Regions from separate parts of the Homo sapiens genome. Here regions 1 and 3 are each linked to region 2. The links are chromatin loops, found by intact Hi-C in ENCODE. Cell type or tissue: PC-9. All regions are shown on one strand.

Region 1 (8,000 bases), 550 kb after region 2:
ATAGAAAGTTGAACAAATCTTCCATTTGGTTGTAAAGCTACCATGAATTTCCCACCTGTTGCGTCTCACACGTGATGCTTTGCCCCTGCAGAGAGGTGCTTGGAAGACCATGAGCTGGTGGTCCAGGTGGAGAGTACCATGGCCAGTGAGAGTAAATTTCTATTCAGGAAGAATTACGCAAAATACGAGTTCTTTAAAAATCCCATGGTGAGTCTTACCTCTTCAGGTTTGGGGTTTGGGACTCTTGAAATCTTGAAGTTTATACTTGGGTTTCATAGTATCAGATTAGAAAGTGACTGAGAGGCATGGTGTAGCATATGGGTTTGAGAATCAGAGTTGTAGTTTAATGAAGCAGTCCTTGCTTGAAACCCAGTCTCATGCTTCACTAAATGTGCGTGGGACTGGCTGAAGGTAGAGGTCTCCTTCTTCACATAGACACAGTGTAAAGGGGGTTAGTCTCTAAGACAGGAGCTGGGAGAGGCTGGGTGTTTTCTGTTATTTTGAAAGTTCTCAGTTGAACTGATCAAACACTTAGCAGAAGAAAAACTCATTATTCTCTGCAAATAGCAAATATATTTTGTGATCATACGTGGAAGAATGACTAGAGAAATCAGTGCGATTGGTTGGTGTCTTGAGCTGGTCACCTTGATCTCTCTTTTCTTTCTTTGGGAGAGGCACTTGTCCTGTGAGAGGCCAGGATAGGGAGGGCACCTCCTAGCTCCTGGGGCACTCGCTGTCATCCTGAGTCATGGGTCAGAGCTGCATCAACTGGGGAGAAGACCCAGGGCCATTTCTGACTCTGATAATGTAGCTGCTTTTTTATTCCAAAGTAAGAAATTTGAAGACTGTTTTTGGGGAATGCAGCAGAACAGGCTTTTCTCGTGACTGGGCTTACCTTTTAGTTTCAGGAATTCTTTATCTCACGCTGTGCACTTGTGCCACTGGGCTGGGACGCTGGCATCGCTCTTTGCCATGGAGCATGCTGTGAGACATGAATCCCTTAGTAAACATAGTTGGTATTCCACACTAGTACCCAGCATTTCAGGAAACAAAATACAACCTTTTGAAGGAGGTGTTTCTTCTGTGTGATAGGAGAATAAAAAGGACCGCCATTTTAAATACAGGTGTATGTAATTATACTGGTAGGAATAGTTTTAAAATTGACATATCTATATGACATACCTTCCCTCACTTTGAAGCTAACCTTTTACGTATTTGTTTTTTCCCATTTTCTTAGAATTTCTTCCCAGAACAGATGGTTACTTGGTGCCAGCAGTCAAATGGCAGTCAAACCCAGCTTTTGCAGGTACTGGGCCACAATAGATCTCTGCTGAAATAGACTTTCTGAATAGAAATCCTCTTGGAACTGAATGGCAGCATTGTAAAAAACCTAAAGAGATCGCATCTTTCACCATTTATAACCTTGGCTCTTAAGCCGGAGGGGTGGTTGGGGGGAGGGTTTAGAGTAACCAGAAATTAAAAGTTTCCTTGGAAAATCTGTGTGTAGCTGGGTTCCTTCTAAGCCAAACAGGCACTTACACGATGCCCTTGCTCTGACTTAGAAGAGTCCAGTGATGCCACTGCTGAGTGTGGGCCAGGGGGTGCATGGAGAAACCCCAGTCTCAGGGCTCCCTCCCCAGCTCCTTTCTGAGCAGGGGTCCCAGGTCAGGCCACCGCCTAGCTGCTTGGAAATCTCTGCAGAAGCACAGAGTCTATAGTAAAAGATGATCGGGTTACCACAACAGACTTTTAAAAGTAACTTGCCATATATTACAAATAAAGAAACCTGCTTTAATTGTCCTGATTCATAAAGTCTGTTCTAAGAAAACCTGGTCTCTCCCCACCTCCTCTTCCAGTGGAGGGAGCCACCAGGGCCTCTGTGCCCAGCTCTCACACACACTCCTCCGGGGAAGCTGGGAGTGGGGAATGGGAATGTTACAGCTACACCCTAAAAATGTGCCTGTGTACATGTTAAAAGTGAGAGAATAAACCATTTCCTAAGGCCACCAACAAGATCCAGGTGACATTACATGTAAGAGAAACTACTAAAATGTAGTTCCTACAGAATTCTCCTCATAAGCCCTTTTTCTACGTTGTTATCACCAAATTTGTTTCAGCATCTAAAAGATAAGAGTTTCAGAGCTCTGTTCTGGTGGTGTCTTCAGAAGCCCTTCTGACCATAGCATGTGTCTGTTCTGGCGAGAGGTGTCAGCACTAAGTTACCACCTATACACAGTGAACAGTGAAATAGCAGATTCTGTTTTAATTGCCTTGACTTTGAGAGGATCCATGCGCTTTGTGAAGATGTGCAGTGATCTCTTGAGACTCAAGAAGGACTGACCCAGGTGCACCAGGGCTCTGTCCGACGTGCCTTTCCCACCTGGGGGAAAAGAGCTTTGTCCCCTCCCAGTCTAGTAGCAGGACCTGCCAGCATCACCTCCCCAACTTCGCTCCATGACCTGGCCCTTGGCCTGTCTTCCCTTTGATGAAAAGCGTAGTTTCTTGTTTTGTTTTGTTTTGATAAAGCCTTTATTCTTAAGGCTGCCTGTGGGAAGAGTTAGCTGGAACAGGGGGACATCACCAGGATGTCCTGCACCTGGGTGCATCACTTGCGGACACATGACACCTTTTATGTGACCCTTGACTGGAGGGGTGCCTGGGTAAAAGTGGCCACTACATACTCACTGTCAGTCTCCAGAGTCCCAATCACTTGGTCATGGCACTTGCTCTTGCCCTCAGTCTGATATCAGACTGGATCCTTCAGTGCACTATCTTATAGGGAAATTCATGACTCGTGTTATCACCAGTGTTGGAAAGGTCCATTTGCTTGCATATGTTTAAATACGAATTATGTTCTATGCAACACGAATTGAGATGGGATTTTAAGACTTTGGAAAGGAGAACACTCTCATTTTGATCCAAAAAGGAGTCTTTTAATAATTCAGAAAATGTCAGCTATGCTGATAACATGTCTGCTTTAATTATTTTAGATTAGCATTATGTGATTTTAAAAATTTGTTCTTCAACAGAATTTTCTGAACTCCAGTAGTTGTCCTGAAATTCAAGGGTTTTTGCATGTGAAAGAGCTGGGAAAGAAATCATGGAAAAAGCTGTATGTGTGTTTGCGGAGATCTGGCCTTTATTGCTCCACCAAGGGAACTTCAAAGGTGAGCTTTAAAAGCTACCACCACCAGCCCTAATTCTGCCACAGTCACTCCCCCCAGGTCCTCAGAGTGAACCTGGGCTTCATTTTTAAATGCACCTTAGACTCCTCCAAGCTCAGGACAACTTCTTAATAAGCTAATTGTGCAGCAGCTGAACTTGGAGTCACAGGTTTCCTGGTCTCGCTCAGAAACTAGGTAATAAATAATACAGGCCTAAGAACCCCACCTGCCTAGCCCCACCCCCACTGCGGGTTGGGAGCAGACACCCCTGGCTGCCCCATCACTTCAGAGACTGGCCTAGTTCTCATAAGTTGGGATTTAAGCTAGCTGTAAAGATGTTTGATAGACTATTGCCACCCTAATGCCAGTGTAACTTTATGTATCATAGATATTTCATGAAATAAACTGCAGGCTTGCATGTATCCCCAGTGAGAAGAAGGTGGGAGATGGAAAACAGCTGCAGGCCCTCAAAAGAGAGCTTAGGCCGGAGGCTCCTTTGCTCCCATGTACACTCTTGTCTGCTCTCTTCTTGTGCTGTCCACATATACCCTGTGGCAGGAGCCTTGTCCACCCAATACCTGGCTGAGCACTTACCATCTGAGGGCTGTGGTCTCTTTTGCTCTGGCCAGCAGAGGTGAAAGGGAGCTGGCGGGACCCCAGCACAGGTGTTGAGCATCTGGGAACCGGCTCTGGGAAGGTGTTGGGGCCGGCTCTGGGAAGTCAGCAGCTGCCGACACCTGGGCCAGAGAGAAGGGGCGTCTGCAGAGAGGGGCTTTGAACTGACACAGGGCATGGTAGCTTCCTGACCTCCCAGCTCTGCTGTGTGGCCCGCTCACTGTCCTCGTGTGTGCTGAAGTTGGGAGGGTATTTCGTAGAGCAGGAAACAGAGCTGGGCTGGAGAGTTGAGGAGGAGAAGGGTGGGACAAGCAAGCTACCAGTGGGAAAACCCAAAGTACGGTTGGACTCTGGACTCACAACAAACCAAAGGCAGACAGGCCCTGTGCTCTTAACTCTGACCTTTGGGTTATAGATTTTCTCCTGCTTTTTATCTTGAATATCCGGTCATGGGGCTTTGATTTGCCAGAAGTATCAAATACGTTCCAACAGCCTTGTGTGTCTGAGAACTGGGGAAGTGGGTGTTTTGGGTGAGACTGGGTGAATTTGGTTTTAGTTTAGCACTTATTACACCTCGCGTAATAATCATATGTAATATGTATAGTGTCATCGGGGAAAGTGCTTGTAAGTGTGCAGAGACTGCCCTCTGTCTACCAGAGGTGAACACATTTGCTCTTTGCTGTGCTTGAGACTTTAACCTGGCCAGTGTTGTCACAGGAACCCAGACACCTGCAGCTGCTGGCCGACCTGGAGGACAGCAACATCTTCTCCCTGATCGCTGGCAGGAAGCAGTACAACGCCCCTACAGACCACGGGCTCTGCATAAAGGTACCCACGAGCTGTCCACAGACGGCGCGCATGCTCAGCAGCCCACAGGAGACTGACTTCTTCTCTTGCCCAGCACTTGATTGTTGCTTCTATTGTCTTCAACAGAAACATAGTTTCACACTGGATTTATCCATTCCTGTAAAAACATTTATTGTACACTTGCTGCTATCAGTCCTTGAGTAGCTCAGAAGCTCAAGGACAAGCAGACAGGGATGGATAATGTGGCTAGTGGGCTCAGTGTTTTAGGGAGGGTGGCTTTTGGCATCAAAGGGTGGGCTGTGGCTGTAGCCCAGTACTAGTAGCTGGAAGGGGAGGTGGGGCAAGGGAGGGGACCCCCAGCCTGTCACCTGGGTTGCCTGCATGGTACTGAGTGAGCTGATGGCTTCTGTGTGGGCCTCTGGCTGTGGGGATGGTCAGACAGGAATAGACACAATGCTGCCCACCCTCTGCATGCATGTGTGTGCTGGCATGCACACACACGTGTGCACACACATCTACATGCACATACCCACACGTGCATACATACATGTATAGACATACACCTTTGTGCATACACACAGGTATAGACATACACCTTTGTGCATACACATACATTATACACACATGTACATAGACACACATACACATGTGCACACACCTATAGGCAGAGCCCACTCCTTTTCCCCTGATGAGGTTGTGGTGGTATTAATAATCATAATGGTAGATGATATTTACTGAATGCTTACTGTGCATGATATGTTCCACTGACAGTTTTACATCCATTATCTTAATCTTCACAGCCCCTTGTGGGATAGGAAGTTGGCCACATTGCCCACATCCAGTAGCCAGTGAATAGTTGTGCTTGGAGTTTGCCCTGTAGGCTGACTTATGAGCCATAGCCCAAGCCACATCCCGAGAACACACAATACGGGGAGCCCCTCCTTAGGGGAAAATTTCTTTCCAAAATATCACCTCATACCTTGCTCAGGGAATACTCTTTCGGTTATAAGTAATAGGCGTCTAATTCACACCAGCTAGAGGCCCAAGGCAGCCTCAGGCGGGGCTGGAGGTATGAGCAGCAGCTGGCACTCTCCCTTCCCACCAGCCCACACCAGCCATGCTTGCCTGTCTCTGCAAACGCAGTCTCTGCTTCTCTCATAGCACCAGCCGAGCGCAGGGTAGTCACACCTGTCCCTCAACCCCTCCAGATTCTTGGGAGGGAGAGCTGGGGTGTGTCCAGCATTGTTTCTTGAGTCTGAGGTCGGGGGTTCTTCTGGAGATGCAGGTCAGTTTATGCCTGCAACAATTCTCCTCCCTCACCAAAGGGCCCTGCCTCTGGAGGGGCACCTGTCTTCTCCCCATGGTGCCTACTTCCCCTTCTGTCTCATTCTCCAGAGCCAACATCAGTCTCCCTCTCTGGACCTTCTACTTGGGGTCTGATCTTGGGGCTGCTCAGACATCAGAATCCCTGAGCTCCTCAGGGGTTGCCCCTCTTGGCTAAGCCCTGCAGCAGCCCCTCCTCTCAGTGGCCTGGGGGCAACTTTAAGATCTCTCCTCCTGTAAGTCAGAAGGCAGGTTCTCCTCCCATAGAATCCAGTCCGTCGACAGAGTTAGATGCCTCTTCCTCTTTGTCCTATTGTGCTTACCACATTACGTTGTCCTGTGCTAGTTTGTTTTTCTGTCTCCTCTGAAGTTCCCAAAGGATGGCTTATTATTCAGCTAAGTGGTACACAACCTGGGGCCAGTCCATGGTAGGCACTTAATAAAGTCTTGTCAGGAAGGTGGATGAATGAACGCTTAACACACAGGTGTGTGTGTATCTGCTGTGCTCCTTGCTAGGGGGATCTCCAGCTGGTTGTCTCTGGTTTGTGTCAGATGCAGCCCTGCCTTGACAGAAGCTGTTTCTGACTCCCTGTGTAACACTAACAGGACTTTCTTTTACCTCCTGTAGCCAAACAAAGTCAGGAATGAAACTAAAGAGCTGAGGTTGCTCTGTGCAGAGGACGAGCAAACCAGGACGTGCTGGATGACAGCGTTCAGACTCCTCAAGGTATGTGACATCTTGCGGTTTGTGTTGAGTGCACATCTCTTCGTGGAAAATTGGCCTCTGGACTTGATGTCTATTCTGGCAGGAAAATGCTCGTAACTTTTCCGCTGTTCTGTCACAATATTTTATTTATCAAATGTAGTTAAGCATCTTTCTAAACAAGATCTCAGGAGCTTTTAACAGAGGGCCTAATATTAAACAGGGTAGAGCTAGGTTTTCCGGACTCAGTACTACTGACATTTTGGGTAGAATAATTCTTTGTCGGGGGTCTGGGGGACATCCAAGCATTGCAGGCCACTTAGATGTGTGGCATACCTGGTCTCTGCCTGCTAGATGCCAGTCGCACGCCCGGCCAGTTGAGACAACCAAAAATGTCTCTAAATGTTGCCAAATGTGCCCTGAAGCCAGAGGATGGGGAATTGCCCCTGGTTGAGACCACTAGATTAGAAGAATAGGATTCGAAAAATCAGGACCAGGGAGAAAGGAAATAGTACATGAGGTGTTAATTATTTTCACGACTGAACCAACTCTCAGGTTCCCAAAAAGCCAGGGCCATGAAGTAAACATGATGAATTATACAGTTGACTGAAGCTCCTCAGCAGAGACAGTACCTCCTGACTGTAAGTTCTAAAGGAAATTTATCACGTGGTACTGCATATAGAGTAATGCCCTTGACAGCAATTTCATGCCAGTTGCCAGAGTGATTTCATAGGGCTGTTTACTGTAGTCACTTTGGATTTCCCACAGTGTTTCTGTGCACATATACCATATCCCACATGTCTGGAATTAAGTCTACAGAGTCCTTGTGAGTTGTAAGTTAGCTGGCCCAGGTGAGCTTGGCTAAAGTCCAGGGGTCTCCATAGGAGATGTTCGTTTAGTCAACTGGAGCCAATGGATACAATGGTCTAGGGATTTCTTTACAAAAACTCCCAGCCTTCGTTGAACTGTAGTGGCCTTTGAGCTGGTCCAGAGACTCAAGGTGAAGTCAATTAAGGAGATGGAGGAACTGAAGGAAGCATAGCTCAAAACTTTCCTGGAGGTGCTGCAGATCCAATTCTGAATGTAGTCCTGTTGTCCCATCCACTTGGCAGGTAGCATTTTGCACCCAGTAATCCACAGATTCCAGAGACATTAAGGATACATCCTAGTGCCATTTTTATAGGATGCTGGGGCCCAAACCAAAAGTTCCACAGATTGGCTTCCTGTATCTCTCTCCCAGAACCTTATTTTATGTTTTCACTGATTAAAAAAAGAATTATGGAAATCAAAACTTTACAAATTCATAATGGAAGAGGAAATGTCCATGTTAATACATCATAGATCATAGACCACTCCTGTGTAAGCCGGTTTTCAGTGTAAGGGTCATC
Region 2 (8,000 bases):
TGATTCATTGTTTAGTCTTTCTACTTAGGATAAGAGTAGTTTATACACCATAGTTACAGTGTTATCATATTCTGTGTTTTTCTGTGTTCTTACTATTACCCGTGAGTTTTGTACCTTCAAGTAATTACTTATTGCTCATTAATGTCTGTTTTTTTCTGATTAAAGTATTCCCTTTAGCATTTCTTGTAGGTCAGATTTGAGAAATTCCCCAGCTTTTGTTTGAGGGAAGTCTTTATTTCTCCTTTATGTCCGAAGGATATTTTCGCCGAATATACTATTCTAGGGTAAAAGTATTTTTTCATTCAGAACTTTAAATATGTTATGTCACTCTCTCCTGGCCTGTAAGGTTTTCCCTTGAAAAGTCTGCTGCCAGACATATTGTAGCTTCATTGTATATTATTCCTTTTCTCTTCCTGCTTTTAGGATCCTTTCTTTATCCTTGACTTTTGGGAGTTTCATTAGTAACTGCCTTGCAGTAGTATTTGGGTTAAATCTACTTGGTATTCTATTACCTTCTTTGGATATCGGTAACTTTCTCTAGGTTTAAGATGTTCTCTGATATTATCCTTTTCAATACATTGATAAATTTGACCTCAGAGAAAATATTAATAAATTTGATTTTAGGGAAAACAAACAAAAAACCCTCTTGAATGACAAAAAAGAGAAAATGAAAATAAATAAAGGAAAGAGATAAAACTCTTACTCATAATGAGAAATGTAAATGAACTACAGTGAACACTGTTCATCACCTATGGGATTGGCAAAAGCCCAAAAGTTTGTTACTACACCTTTTTCATTAAACTGTGGGGCCCTTAAATGCATTGCTGAGCAAAATGCAAAGTGCTAGCTTTATGGTGGTGAATTTGGCAGTATCTAGCCAAATTACACATACATTTAGTTTTTGACACAGAAATCCTAGTTTTAGAAATCTACCCTGAAGACTCACTGGCAAAAATCTAAAATGATTCATGTGTAAGGCTGTTTATTGTGGCATTATTTGTAACAACAGGAGATGAAAGCAATGTTCATGCCCATCAGGAGGGGATTGGTAGATGAAGCTATGGTACATGAAGATGTGGTATAGCTACATGATTGAATACTATGAATCTGTGAAAGAAGGAAGAAGTTTGTTATATTATTGATATGAGGTGTTTTCTGGGATATATTTTTTCCACTTTTAAAAATCAAGGGTGACTTTTCCTATGAATCAAAGTAATAAGGCTTCAATGTGATAGATTAATATTAACTCATAAATAAGAATATACTGGGTTTCAAGCCCTAGGGCAGTACAGCACTTAAAATAATAATGGCTCCCAGTGATGACCATGCCTGCTGCTTCAGTCCTGTCTGTTCTAGGCACTGTGCTTAGTTGTGTGGGCTTATTTGATCTTCCTTATATAGACACAGAAAATATCCAAATGCCAGAGGTGAATTGGTTGATCAGATTTATTGATATCTACTTATGTTGGCTATGATGCTCTCTTCAATTAAGGATGTTAGTGACGTAATATTTCTGAAGAGCACTCTGCCGTTGTTTTTACATATTTTTTCCACGCCATTGATCCTAGTCTGCACATTTTGATGCCAGTGCTTGCTTAATCTTACCAGAAGAGGGGATCAAACGGAGGCATGAGTCACATCATCCTTTTGCTGCTTTGAATGTCCTCTATTTTAAGGGATTTTGCAGCTCTTCCTTCCCTTAGTTCACTGTCTGGGCTGTGAGAGGCACTCCTTTTGTGTATATCCGGTGATAAAATGTAACACTGATCCATCTCCTTGTGAATTCCTTCCTTCCTTAGCTTAGCGCTTAGCTTAGCACTTCTTGCTTTACAGGAAACATTGCAGTGAGTATTGGCTTTATTGGTGCTCCCCCTGCTGGCTGTTTCTATGTCTTTGTGCAAACAGGGTAACAGCTTCAGCTTCAAGTCATAGTGAATCTCTGATGAGCACAGAGGCTTAGCCTGGCGGAGGCCGAGGGCAAGCCTACATCATTGGGGTGTTAAAGCCGAGCTTTCAATTCTGGCCCAGCATGCAGAACCTATCTTCACTTTCCTCATCTGCTAAACTGCCCACTTTGTAGGTTCATTGTAGCGATTAGAAATTATATAGCTCATCTGACACTCATAGGAAATGTTCTGAAATGGTGAGTAAACCTGACCGGAGCCCTCCAGAAAGTTTGCAGATACTATTATGTATTATTTTTTCTTGAGAAAATGTAAGTGGTTTATTATGTCTGTAACTTGAAGACTCTATGAGAATAGATTTGCATTAAAAAAATCCTAATGTAGATGGTCAAAGAAATTTGATCTTCTCTGGAAAAGTTAGTGAATTTCTTAGAAACTGAAGTTTACTCTGTTCCAAGATATATCTTCACTGTCTTAATCAAAGGGCGCTTGAATCATAGCAAATATTCTCATCTTTCAACTAACTTTAAGTAGTTTTCCTGGAATTTTACATTTTCCAGAAAACACTCCTTTCTGTATCTGTGAAAGAAAGTGTGCCTCAGGCTGTAAACTGGGCTGCACTGGACACCTGCGGGGGACTCTGGCTTAGTGGGGACATGGTCAGTATTGATTTTCCTCAAACTCAGCCTGTGTAGCTGTGAAAGCATGGAACAGATTACACTGCAGTTAACGTCATCCCACACATCTGGACTCCAAGACACGGGGAGGTCACATAGTCAGTTGTGGATGCCGGTTAATGATAAGGTGTGAGTTAGCTCTCGGGTCTCTGTTTCCTAAGTCACACAAACAGCAGTGATAAACTGTGCTAACGGATGAGACAAGGTACCTGAGTTAATTTGCAATTCAGCACACAAAAATGGAAAAGAAATTATTATATCAGTCTGATAAAGTGCAAATGTTCTGATGTAGGAGTAAAGTGACGTGGGTTCTAATCCTGGTTCTGTTATTCACCAGGACAACAGACCAGTCATTAGCAGGCCTTTCTCTGAAGAATGAACTTTTGAAAGTAACTGGCCTTTTATGGGCCCTGCTTCTTGGTTTCTTGGTTTTTTAAAAAATCCAAATTCTATAAATTTGACCAATCTAAAGGTATTACTACATGCTTCATCAGATATCTCTGCATTTCTTGATACCATAAAGTTAAAGTTCTTCTGGTAAAAGAGTTAAAAATCACTGCCTTATAAAACAAGCAAACAACAAAATAAACCTGTCTGGAGACATTTTGTCCATTTGCCCTGTTCAGGCAGTGACAGAAATAGTGTCATTATAGTGTTTCACAGATGGACGGAGCTTACATTTGAAGTGATTTCCATAGCAAAAGCCCTAAAAAAGTTTCCAGAATTCGTGTTGAGTGGCGTTGTTTCTGATGGAAGCCTCTGCAGTATTGGAGGCAGGCATTTACAGGGAAGCCCACCAGTAAAATAAAATTTTCAGAAAAAGTTATTAAAAGCTACATTTTAAAGGAAACTCCATAATTTCAGCTGCCCTGAGTCCTATGCTTACAGAGAGCCTGCATTTCCACCCAGCTGATCCGGGTCTCCAGGGGGATTACAGAGAACTTGCAAATGCGGCCCAAAGCATGTGTGGAGCTGTGCTGCCACAGGGTGGCAGTGTTGTCACACACACAGCAAATCCCCTCGCGAGCTTTTCTGGGCCTGGAAAAGCTCAAATCTGTTCTGTTTTTGGAGTGTTCATCAGTTGAGAACAGGAAAATGTGTTCCGAGGGCTGAGCCACGTGTTTATGAGGTAGAACTAATTTTTGTTATACATCAGTTGTGTAGAGATATTTTTAAAATTTAGCTTGTACCTTTAGAAAATGCTTTATAAGGCAGAGGTTGCAGTGAGCCTCGATTGCGCCACTGCACTCCAGCCTGGGCGACAGAGTGAGACTCCATCTCAAAAAAAAAAAAGCTTTATATTCAAAACAAAATAAATTGCATATGGCAGGTTTTAAGAGTAGAGTAGGAGAATCATGTCCAGTGCCTACAAGTCTAACAGAGTTTCTTGTTCCTTGTTCTCCTGAGCCTTTCTCAGTATCTGCATAGTTCTTTTAAAGGTTGTATGATCTTCTGTGTAAAGGGAAAAGCGTGGCTTTTGTTTTTGTTTGCTTGAATTTGGATTCTGAATTATTCACATACAGTTTGTGACCTCTTAGAGCCTTGTCTTCCCGTGTGTACCGTGAGCTCATAATCACCAGCACCCAGCATTCTTATGAGGATTAAATGAGTGCCAAGCACAGGAAGGAGCTCACAGCTAGCACTCGATGAAGGTTGGCTCGGCCCTGTTGCTCATTGCTTCTTTTATTCTGGTATAAGTAATGTGAAAGTCACTTTATCCCAAAAGCCTTTTTTCATTTGGGAGGTTTTCTTTATGAAAGACACCTGCAAATGTATTCGTGAATCAAAGGATATGACAACTTTATGGCATTACTGCATTGTTTCCCTTGATGACTGTGTCATCAACAACAAATAACAATATGTTATTATGGCCACTCAACTCTCCATTTCTGATTCAGAGCCTTGTGTATATAAAACTCCTATCAACTATTGGAAAGTAAATAGACCTTAATGTGTAATCTAGAAAAATCATTCTAAGGTTCTTTCCATACCTATTTGACCATTAAAAATAGGCCAGACATGGTGGCTCATGCCTGTAATCCCAGCACTTTGGGAGGCCGAGGTGGGTGGATCACCTGAGGTCAGGAGTTTGAGACCAGCCTGACCAATATGGCAAAACCCCATCTGTACTAAAAATACAAAATTAGCTGGACGTGGTGGCAGGTGTCTGTAGTCCCAGCTACTCAGGAGGCTGAGGCAGGAGAATCACTTGAACTCGGGAGGCGGAGGTTGTAGTGAGCTGAGATCGTGCCATTGCACTCCAGCCTGGGCAACAATAGTGAAACTGTCTCAAAACAACAACAAAAAAATAGTTTTAAAAATATTCTTATCATATGATCTCTAATGCAAACCTGGAACCCATCAGAGGAGGGTTTTGGTTTTAAAGCTTTGATGAATTTTTTTCCCAGAGTGTTCGATTCTTACAATGGGAGTAGTATACACATAGATCCTGAAGAGTTGATAAACAGGGCCTAATGCCAGTACCAGTTCTCGGAGGGAAAAAAATAAATGTAGATTTTTCACCACTTGGCTGAAAATGTGATGTTTGTAAGGATACTGAGGTAGAAAACGTCCCTTTCAAATACTGGTTTTCCGTATGTTCCCCTAAAACATGACTATTATTTCCACTGTCTATGTTTCCTTTCTGGCCTTCCCCTGCTCTTTGTCAGACAAGTATAAAACAAGAATCTCACTTGCCTGCACATGGATTTAAGTTGCTTCAGAGACCAGAGAAGGTGAGAAGCAGAGCTCTCTGTCCCTCGGTATCCTTTCCTGTCTAGGAGATGACATCTCCGCCATCACAGTGCCTCGGGCCAGAACCCTGGGGTCCTCTTTGCCCCCTTTGCTCTCCCACTCCACCTGCAACCCTCATAGCGTCTGTCGCCTTCAAGATACATCTAGGATCTCACCACTTCACACAGCCTGGCCTTGTCACCTGGCCCAGGCCTCCTGGCGGCTCCACTTCCCAGCACCTGTGGTCTCCAAAGCCTCCTCCCCACCTCCCTGCTTTGCGCCCTGCGGTTTCACGCGGCATCCAGAGCGCAGCGCGCGCGGCCGCCAGGTGCGCGCGGCCGGGGGCTGCAGAGAGCCTGCAACGCCGCCCCCGCTGCCCTCCTCCAAGCTCCTGGCCAGCTCTTCGTGTGTCTTGATCCAGGTTCTTAAAAAAAGGAAGTGGACTATAGACAGGGTGTCCCACACACTGGCAGTCCCAGGGTCGGCCCTTGGGGCTGCTGTTTCTCAGCTCGCCTCCCTGCCCACACAGCCCCTGCACCCCCGCGCTGTGCCTTCCCTGTCCCCGGCGCTGTGCCTTCCCTGTCCCCCACGCCTTCCCTGTCTCCCACCCCGTGCCTCGCTTTCCCTGTCCCCCGCCCTATGGACACCCCTGGCTCAGGCCAGTGTGCTTGTCCCAGCATCGCGCTCATCTCCTGTTTTTATTTGATGTTACAGATTTCATTTCATTAGGAATGAGTGTTTCCTCCCCGACTTTTGCCTGCATTCTTTTCCAGCTCCTCCCTGGAAAAGGGCAGGGGCGGACACTTTCCCAGCCTCCCACCGTGCTCTGTTCCTAGTGGCACCTGCCCCAGGGTCTGGGCCCCTAGGGATGCGTCCTCTACCCTGGAGACTGGGATCTTCTTAAATCCCCACTGCTCCCTTGTTGTCTCCTCAGCTAGCACCACCTTTGCTTCCTCTTCCAGGGTTGTCACATTTTCTTGATTTCTGCATCTTAAATATGTCCCAGGCGGACCTATAGTCCTTCCCTTTTCTTCCTGTTGAGCGATGGTTACAGGCTGTGGACGCGTGTGAGTGAGGAGGCTCCTCCCCGACCCTGCCCTTCCGCCATCCGGTAGGTTTGGGTCCATTCTTCTCCATTCTTTCAACATAAACTGCACCTTGAGGGTCTCTTCTCCTTTTTGAAATTTTGCATGGTACCAATTCATAGTAGATTACAGAGTAAAATAAATAAAATAAACAAATAGAAAATACATAGAAATAGTAAAATAAAAAGAATAATAAATAAACAGTCCCATATCAATCATCCACCATTAACAAATGTTAATGTGTGTTTAGCTACATTTGCTGCATTGTCTTTTTGTTAACGACTAAGAAACACAGCAGACACAGATGACACTGCCTCTCTAACACAACAACTGGCTCTCTTCTTCCTTCCCCAGGGGCAGCAACCCTTTTAAAAGTTTTATATTTTAAGAAGTATAGTGAAAGGCTGTCTGTCCATTAACAACACAGAGCATATTTTGTATGTTTTAACAATGTGTGTGATGATTGTCTGTATTTTGTTTATTTCAATTGACAAATAAAAATTATATATCAGTGCATTGTGCAACAGCTAAATCAAGCTAATTACCATATCCATGACCTCACATACTTATATTTTTGTGGTAACATTTAAAGTCTACCGTTTTAGTAATTTTCAAGTATATAATACATTCTTAGTAGTTATAGTCACCATATAGTACAATAAATAGACTTCCTGAAGTGATTATTTATTTTCCAAAGTCTGAATTTTGACTTAGAGAATAAGAACAATGAATATTGAGGGGGAAAAAATAAGGAAAGAAAGAAGGAGAAAAGAAAAGGGAGAAGAGAGCAGAGTGCCTCCACTAAAATCCCTCCCCACATAGACACTCGCCTCTCCAACCACTTGCCCTGGGCACACTTTGAGTCTGTCCCATCAGCAGACCAGGGGGCACTGGAGACACACAGAGGAGCCAGGCCAACCCCCTGCCCTCAGAAGACACCAAGGAACCCCTTGCCGGTGCTACTGAAACTCCAAATTCTCTGGCATTGCCAGGGGCCTTGTTTATTTTTTTTGAGGCGGAGTCTTGCTGTGTTGCCCAGGCTGGAGTGCAGTGGCATGATCTTGACTCACTGCAACCTCTGCCTCCTGGGTTTAAGCAGTTCTCCTGCCTCAGCCTCCCAGGTAGCTGGGATTACAGGCCCACACCACCACGCCTGGCTAATTTTTTTGTATTTTTAGTAGAGATGGGGTTTCACCATGTTGGCCAGGCTGGTTTTGAACTCCTGACCTTAAGTGATCCGCCTGCCTCGGCCTTTCAAAGCGCTAGGATTACAGGCGTGAGCCACCGTGTCTGGCTAGCCCTGGCCTTGTTAAAACTCTGATTTGAGGTATTGGGGCAGATGAGGCAATAGGAGAATCAAGCCTGAGGCCCTGGCGAGGAGGTAGAGTCAGAGGGCTCGGTTCTCCTTGTGAGAAGGGCGAAGGAAGGTCTGTACAGAGAAGGCAAAGCCTCAGCTAAGCTGCGGATGCAGCTGTGTGGCTCCCTCTCTGAGAGGGGAATCCAGCTTAGGGGCACCTGTGTTTCTATTTTAAGTACAGAACAGTTTAAGGGGGAGAGGAAGGAGAAGGGTTAAGAAATGAAAGTTCCCATTCTTCAGCAGT
Region 3 (8,000 bases), 270 kb before region 2:
CAGCCCTGGAAGCCTTTTCAAGCGGTGCTTCTAGCTCTTTGCCTCCTGCAGTTTTTGTTCTTGTTCTTCTAGTTCTCTCCTCTGCAGTTATGCCGGGGGTTACTGACATGACCGTTTCTCGGCTCCCAGGACGTTACACACTTTATTAAAAAATATGAGTGATCACGAGGTCAAGAGATTGAGACCATCCTGGCCAACATGGTGAAATCCCATCTCTACTAAAAATACAAAAATTAGCTGAGCATGGTGGCGTGCACCTGTAGTCCCAGCTACTTGGGAGGCTGAGGCAGGAGAATTGCTTGAACCTGGGAGGCGGAGGTGGCAGTGAGTCGAGATTGCACCACTGCACTCCATCCTGGTGACAGAGCGAGACTCCATCTCAAATATATATATATATATATGTAGTGAGTTGGCCCTTAGAACCGCCCCCATCCCCCAGCTTCTCCCTGGCTGCTCTGAATGATTCCTCAATGTTTCTATGTAGATCCTGTCACTGTTGCCTCCCCAGTCTACATGCAAGTGTTGCGCCCTCTTGGCATCCTGTGTGCACTCAAATCAGAGAGACAGGATGGACAGGTAGTGAGTGAACCACCATCTCACGGTTACTTTGTGAAGTTTCAGGGAAGGTCTTGTCTTTCAGCCATGCTAAATATTGCCAGTATTCAGGAGTTGATTCTGTAATTGGCAGCTGTTGTTAGCCCTCAGATGTGTGTCACCCACAGTGTGTTCTGCTCCCCCAGCTGCAGCTGACCAAACACACCTGGAAGCTCTCATGCATCAATCAGCCTCCTTGGTGCATTTCTCTAGTATCCAACTCATTTACCTGTTGAGAAATTATATCCCTAAAAATCAGCACTCTTGGTTGTTTGAATCTTTGTTAAAAAAAAGTGTGCTTTTGTGAATATGGAATCCAAAATTAATACAGATGCTTGTCGACTTACCCTGGGGTTACGTCTAGATAAATTCATTTTCACTGAAAATATTGCAAATTGAAAGTATATTTTTGGACTTACAATATTTTCAACTTACGATGGGTTTACCTGAACCCCATTCTAAGTTAAGAGGCGTACAGAATGTTTATGTTTTTGTACCATCCTGAAGTAAAAAAATCTTAAGTCCAACCGTCCTAAACTGGGGACCATCTATTATGTAATCGTAAAGCTGGTGGATCCCAGTAAAGGGCTCCCAGCGATGCGATGGGTTACTACTGCCACCTGCTGGTAGAACATTTCTTTGTCGATGCAAAAATAATTCTGGAGTTAGTGGTAACATTCTGCGTCTTGAGGGGAGCTTGGATTGCGCATGCAAATACATTTGTCAGCTTACAGATACAATTCTTCCTAGAAACCAAGATGCCACCAACAATGAAGACGGCGCCTATTTGGGGATTGACTTGTTGGTTAATATATGAGAATTTCCTTGAGGTGAGGTCTCCAGTCATGTAGTTTCTGGCTCCCTTTGGATCAGCTTTAGATAGGAACAAAACAAATGTACAATAAAAAGAATCAGAGCAGTAGTTGCATCTTGGGTGAGGGTCAGGAATTTATCTGAAGGGATCCTGAGAGAGTTTTCTTGGGGTGACAGTAATGTCTTTATCATAACCAGGCTTGGGTAGCAGGGTGTGAGCATTTATTGAAATCCACTTATTTAATGGCTTACTTAAGATTTGTGCACTTCATTGTATGTGAACATTATCCCCCAAATTAAAAAAAAAAAAAAAACCATAAACAAACACTGAAGTCAAGTTAATGACATGTGGAAATAAATTGGTGTTTGTATCTTTGAAATGCATCAAAAATAATCGGATGGGTTGATGAAGCGGTGGAGGAATGATAGATGGGGGGGTAATTAATAAAGTATAGTGAAACCTTAATTGTACAATTGAGATGGGGAATATATGAAAGTTCACTGGGAAATGCTTTATACTTTTCTACATGTTTGAACAGTTTCATAATAAAATATGAGGAAACAAATAATTTCTTATCAAATGATGGGCACTTAGAACTAGCTTATATCATTAGTTTTATAATCACTCTCTGAGATAAATAGCAATATTGTTTTAAAATATATTAGGAAATGAGTTTCAGAATTTTTTTCTGTTTTTGAGATGGAGTTTCACTCTTGTTGCCCAAGCCGGAGTGCAGTGGCGTGATCTTGGCTCACTGCAATCTCTGCCTCCTGGGTTCAAGCGATTCTCCTGCCTCAGCCTCCTGACTAGCTGGGATTACAGGCGCCCGCCACCACGACTGGCTAATTTTTTTGTATTTTTAGTAGAGATGGGGTTTCTCCATGTTGGGCAGGCTGGTCTCGAACTCCTGACCTCAGGTGATCCACCTGCCTCAGTCTCCCAAAGTGCTGGGATTACAGGTGTGAGCCACCGCGCCTGGCAGAGTTTCAGAATATTTAAGGAAGTAGATTGAGCTTATACAGTTAATAGGCAGTAGAATTCACATTCACACCCATATTATCTAGGTCCAAGTTTAATGGTCTCTCTGTAAATGCCTTGCTTTTTACAAATTAAAAAACAAAGCATCTTTTGAGAATTAAGGAGAGGGTGGTGGGGCAAATTTGTCCTACCAATTGAAAAAATCAGCCTTAAGTTGCTGATGCTGAGTCAGGAGTACAGTTTGCCTTCAGAAAGAACAGCTTATCATTGAACAAGGCACTAGCATTTGAGAACTTCCAGAACATCCCTAGATTTGCCCCGTATCCGCAGCCTCCACCTCATTTCAGTATAGGAACAAGTCGCCCCTGGCACTTGATTTTATCTCCAACTTGTTTCAATATATGGAACTGCACTAATTCTCAATGTTAAGAAATTTAATATTAGTTTTAAATCCTATAGAGACCAGAAGCATATTCTTACTGCTTTCCAGACACTGCTATGCAGTCTGTCAAAATGTATCACCATGTGTTTTGATGTTATAAAATGATGACATCAAAAATAATGGCCTAAGAGGTAAGTGACCCACGTTTCTGTTCAAGTTACAAAATTGTTGGCTGAAATTGCGTGTGCATCATGCAAAGTGACTTTGCCTTGCTTGCATCCGCAAAAGGAAAGGGTGCCTCGGTGATCTGTCTCATGTCTGATTTGTCCTCTACTTCACAAGCATCATTCAATGGGCCCACGCTCTCTGGATCCAGCTGGGGTAGTTGTCACTGCGATAGGCCCTGTCGTAGCACTGGTACCTCTCTCCCCTCTGATACCATGTGGTACCAGAAAGATCTTTTGTTTCCTGGATCACCCTGGTGTAGGCCAATGGAGTGGTGGCATCAGGTCAGAACGTCCGGATGCTGCCTCCACCCATTTCTGTCCATCCTGCATTTACACCTTCCTCCCCATGGAGTAGTTTCCAACACCTGGGCCCCAAAGATGCTTCTTCCTACAATTTCCTTCACTACCATGGGATACAGGAGACATTTCTGTAGCCTGCAAGTGTCTCTAGCCACTGGGTGTCACTGCTGACCCACAGAAATCCTGGAAAAGCAGCTTCAACATGGAAAATATCATGGTTATGTTTTCAAAAGTGTTTTGCTCAGAAATAATCACTTGTTCAACAAAAATATCTTTTCCAAAACACCAGGATGGAAAGTCTGAGGGGGTGAAGAAGTTCTGGTGGACTTGTGTGCATCAGTGGCTGATGGCTGCCCCCAGGCTGTGGATCTTCATAAGGATGCTGTTAATCAGACATGACTTTAAAAAAGATTAGTATGCTTTTTATTTGAGTAGGTAAACATATTGAGAACTGAAGTGATTTTTCACCCTTAGTAAACATTGTACTGGACCTGCTTAACTCTGAAAGCTAAAAAATAATGAGCTTAAGTAATGAAAAGTAAAAGAAAATTATTCCAAATGATATGTACTAATAATCTTTAAATAATGAATTACTTAAATTATTCATTATCTGTTTTCTGTAACCTGCTGTGAACAGCATAGCCCCATTCCAGGTGGTAATTGTCCATATAGTTCATGATGCCTGGGGTGAGTTAACCCAAAGGAAATGGGAGAGAGGATGGAACTGATGTTTCAGAAATGGCAACATTCTTAAAGAATCCACTTAACTAAAGATTAGAATGCGCACAGATCCAAATTGAATATTCACATTCTTAGATGCATATTTTATCTCTTTGGTTCCATTGTGTTCACTTTACACCATATTTTCCTGAAATAATATATGAGAAAATACCCACATTTATTAAAAATAAAAGAACGTCTTGCTTATACAGCATAAATTCTGAAAATCTGATCAAAAGTCAATGCATTTGCTGTCTAGACTTGAATGTGGACAATATTAGCAGAAGTGTAAAAAGAATACTCAACCTGAAGAACAAAGCGTTTAAAAGAAGATACAGAGGATTATGCAGAACCCAGAGGAAAGAAAACCCTCTTGCCTTATTATTCTCATTCTATTATTTTCAGATAAGGAAAAAAAGACTGTAAATCAATAAATCTGTAATGAATACATGCACAGAGGCAGAAGGCATCCATGAGTTTGCACAGCATCCTCTCACGAGGGCCCAGAGAAGGCATCCTCCCAGGTCTCAGGGTCAGAATCAGCCACAGTTTTCATTTTGTAATTCCTGGAATCCTATAGCTGATTGCTTCCCTTTTTGCACCAAACAAAAAAAAAAAAACAGATATTTTCTGGAAGACGAGAACCAAGCATTTGTGGCCCACTCACAGAAACAGCCCCTGTTAAGCATTCAATTTTTTTTTTTTTTTTGAGACGGAGTCTCGCTTTGTTGCCCAGGCTGGAGTGCAGTGGCGCAATCTCCGCTCACTGCAAGCTCCACCTCCTGTTTTCACGCCATTCTCCTGCCTCAGCCTCCCGAGTAGCTGGGACTACAGGCACCCACTACCACACCCGGCTAATTTTTGTATTTTTAGTAGAGACGGGGTTTCACCATGTTGACCAGGCTGGTCTTGAACTCCTGACCTAAGGTGATCCACCTGCCTCGGTCTCCCAAAGTGCTGGGATTACAGGCATGAGCTACTGTGCCCGGCCTAAGCATTCAATTCTATTGTCTTGCTCTCCTTTTTTTAATCCCACTTTTACTCCTATTTTTATTTTATCTTAGAAAATAAGTTCTTGGAAACTGTGCCGCCTAATGACTATATGTGTTAATTTATACACCTCACCTCAATTCTTTTCTGAACTAAGGTGAAAGGTGAGATATATAAATAAGAACATAAAAGTAAAAGAGTAAAGATGCAAATTCAGTCCGTAGTCAGTGAGTACAACACAGTTGAAAGGCGCTGAAAGCGTTCTGAAACGCTTCCATCTTTCCTGCAAGAGCAAAGTGGCAGCTTTTGCAGGGTGCCTATGGGCTGTTTCTTCTGTAGCTCAGGCGAGGAAGCTCTTTGGAGAGAACAGAGCAAAGGGTGTGGAGGTCTGTTTGTATGATGGGGACAATGTTCCCTCTGACTGGGTGATACCATGTCTTGCCCTGAAGCAGGGGGAGACGAATGGCATCTTCCATCCAAATGGCACAGAGCGAGCGGACTGCGAACTCACTGTGTGAGAATTGGCGGAGCGACCACGTGAGGACGTGCAGCTGGGGCAGTGTGGCCAGTGACTTCAGTTGCCCTTCCGTCAGGCCACCTTGAGAGTGCTTTGGTAGAACTTAGACCTGTCCTGAGGAAGCCTGTGGGTAGTTTTGATGATACTGTCACTTTGCACACTGTAACATGCAAAACTCGCAGCACGCCCTGGGAAGCAGGCAGGCATGGAGAGCCTAAGTAACGGGAAGGAGAGCAACCGGCTGCACCGGGGTGGAGGTTGTTTAGGAGACAGGCTGGCAGCCATCAGGCACTTTGCCCTTTATTTCTGTCAGATGCTGCTGAAAAGAAGGCAAGGGGTCAACGTTGAGCGTGGATGCAGAAAAGAGCCCAGGGATCAGGCTGAGCCCAGAATGCTGGAACCGTAACAGAATAGGAAACAGCATGTACACAACAAAGTCCCAAACCATCTCCATATGATGATCCTGCTATTACAGGAGCAAAACTCTTGTTAAATCAGGAAGAGGGCAGGGTGTGGTGGCTCCCGCCTGTAATCTTAGCACTGTGGGAGGCCAAGGCAGGCAGATCACCTGAAGTCAGGAGTTTGAGACCAGCCTGGCCAACACGGTGAAACTCCATCTCTACCAAAAAAAAAAATGCCAAAAAATTAGCTGGGTATGGTCGTGTGTGCCTGTAATACCAGCTACTCGGGAGGCTGAGGCAAGAGAATCGCTTGAACCCAGGAGGTGGAGATTGTGCCATTGCACTCCAGCCTGGGTGACAGAGTGAGACCTTTTCTCAAAAAAAAAAAAGAAAAAAAATCAGAAAGAGACATCAGGTAAATTCAGAGAGGTTTTGTAAGCCCGTTGCAAGATAAATTCAAAAAAAAAAAAAGAAAGAAAGAAAAAAAAAAACAACACTCCAGCTACCCCAAAGGGTAAAGGAGTAGACATCAAGTGACTGCACCAAGAACTTGGGACAGGACTGAGGCTTGGCATGTCTCTATGTGTCATTCCTCACTGGCTGCCTTGGCCTCCCAAAGTGCAAGGATTACAGGCATGAGTTGCCCTGCCCAGCCAATATATTATATTCTTGAAAAAATGTAAAGAGAGCTAGTGTTATGTGTTCTTACCACAAAAATAATAACTGTGTTAGATGATGCATTTAATTAGCTGGATTTGGGTGGGCACAGTGGCTCATGCCTGTAATCCCAGCACTTTGGGAGGCTGAGGCAGGCGAATCACCTGAGGTCAGGAGTTTGAGACCAGCCTGGCCAACGTGATGAAACCCGTCTCCACTAAAAATACCAAAATTAGCTGGGCATAGTGGTGCATGTCTGTAATCCCAGCTACTCAGGAGGCTGAGGCACAAGAATTGCTTGAATCCAGGAGGCGGAGGTTGCAGTGAGCCAAGATCAGGCCATTGCACTCCAGCCTGGGCAACAGAGCTACACTCTTTCTCAAAATTCATAATAATCATAATCATAAGCTAGATATACCCATTTCACAATATATGTGTACTCCAAAACAATATTGTACATAATAAAAATGTACAATGTCATCTGTCAATTAAAAATTGTCATTTAAAAATAAATATTTTTGGCTGGGCATGGTGGCTCACACCTGTAATCCCAGCACTTTGGGAGGCCGAGGCGGGCGGATCACAAGGTCAGGAGATCGAGACCATCCTGGCGAACACAGTGAAACCCTGTCTCTACTAAAAATACAAAAAAAATTAGCTGGTTGTGGTGGCGGGCGCCTGTAGTCCCAGCCACTCAGGAGGCTGAGGCAGGAGAATGGCGTGAACCCGGGAGGCGGAGCTTGCAGTGAGCTGAGATCGCGCTACTGCACTCCAGCCTGGGCGACAGAGCAAGAGTCCATCTCAAAAAAACTGAAAAATTAAAACATAAATAAATATTTTTACCTGTCAATTAAAAATAAATAAATATATGTCAATTAAAATAAGCATTTATCTGTCAATTAAAATAAAAAAATATTTTCACCAACCTGATGCTAAAAAGAAAAAAATAAGTCAATAAATAAATAAAACTTTTCTAGATAAGCTGCACACCAGCACTCTTAGAAACATCTTTGATACATGTGTCCTAACAGAATGTATTACAATAGCTAAGAGTAGTTAATATCCCTTCCCTGAATTCACACATTCTGAATTACTTGCACAACTTACCAAGTTAGACACGTGTTTAAGATATGTGTTTTAAGTCTACTAGATGGAGTTTGAGTGATGAACACTTCTATTTACTGAAATAAAACTGTTGTAAATCAAGCATATAACTCATACCCTTAGAAACAGTCCTGGTAAGTGTGTCTTAAAAGAATGTATTAAATGAACTTAAGAATGGTGAACGCTTCTAATCAATGAAAAAAATTATTTTGAGTCATGCAGGCAAGGACTTGTGTTAGAAACTTATTTTGTACATGTGTCATACCACAGTAGTATTAAGTGCCTCAAACACATCTTTAAGCTGAAATTACACAGT

Evidence for each region. A loop is a pair of places that touch in the nucleus more often than their neighbours do. Peaks named below come from ENCODE experiments on the same cell type or tissue, not always from the same donor. Only the 100,000 strongest peaks of a DNase experiment are listed, where the experiment ranks them.
Region 1: it touches region 2 in a loop (3-fold over the local background); 15 of 110 quality-filtered maps call a loop at or near these places.
Region 3: a loop joins it to region 2, with 18 times the contacts of the local background. A loop is called at or near these places in 11 of 110 quality-filtered maps.

Annotation. Positions count from the first base shown.
Region 1 is chr7:50,611,377-50,619,376 of GRCh38, reverse strand. GRB10 (growth factor receptor bound protein 10) reads left to right here. Exons shown (of 19, transcript NM_001350814.2): 9 at 92-207; 10 at 1,238-1,306; 11 at 3,030-3,167; 12 at 4,497-4,607; 13 at 6,538-6,636. Among named protein-coding and RNA genes, the nearest start is that of DDC, 50 kb to the right of the region's middle. In PC-9, a CTCF peak has its summit at 4,397; a DNase peak (open chromatin) is centred at 866.
Region 2 is chr7:51,156,784-51,164,783 of GRCh38, reverse strand. All of the region lies in intron 5 of COBL (cordon-bleu WH2 repeat protein), which reads left to right. Among named protein-coding and RNA genes, the nearest start is that of COBL, 160 kb to the left of the region's middle. RefSeq lists an enhancer at 3,458-3,752. In PC-9, CTCF peaks have their summits at 1,666, 1,875 (motif pointing left), 3,373 and 3,576 (motif pointing right); DNase peaks (open chromatin) are centred at 1,853 and 3,563.
Region 3 is chr7:51,423,871-51,431,870 of GRCh38, reverse strand. No RefSeq gene overlaps it. Among named protein-coding and RNA genes, the nearest start is that of COBL, 110 kb to the right of the region's middle. In PC-9, CTCF peaks have their summits at 1,011, 1,211 (motif pointing left), 3,266 and 3,469 (motif pointing right); DNase peaks (open chromatin) are centred at 1,200 and 3,470; H3K27me3 peaks cover 2,557 bases.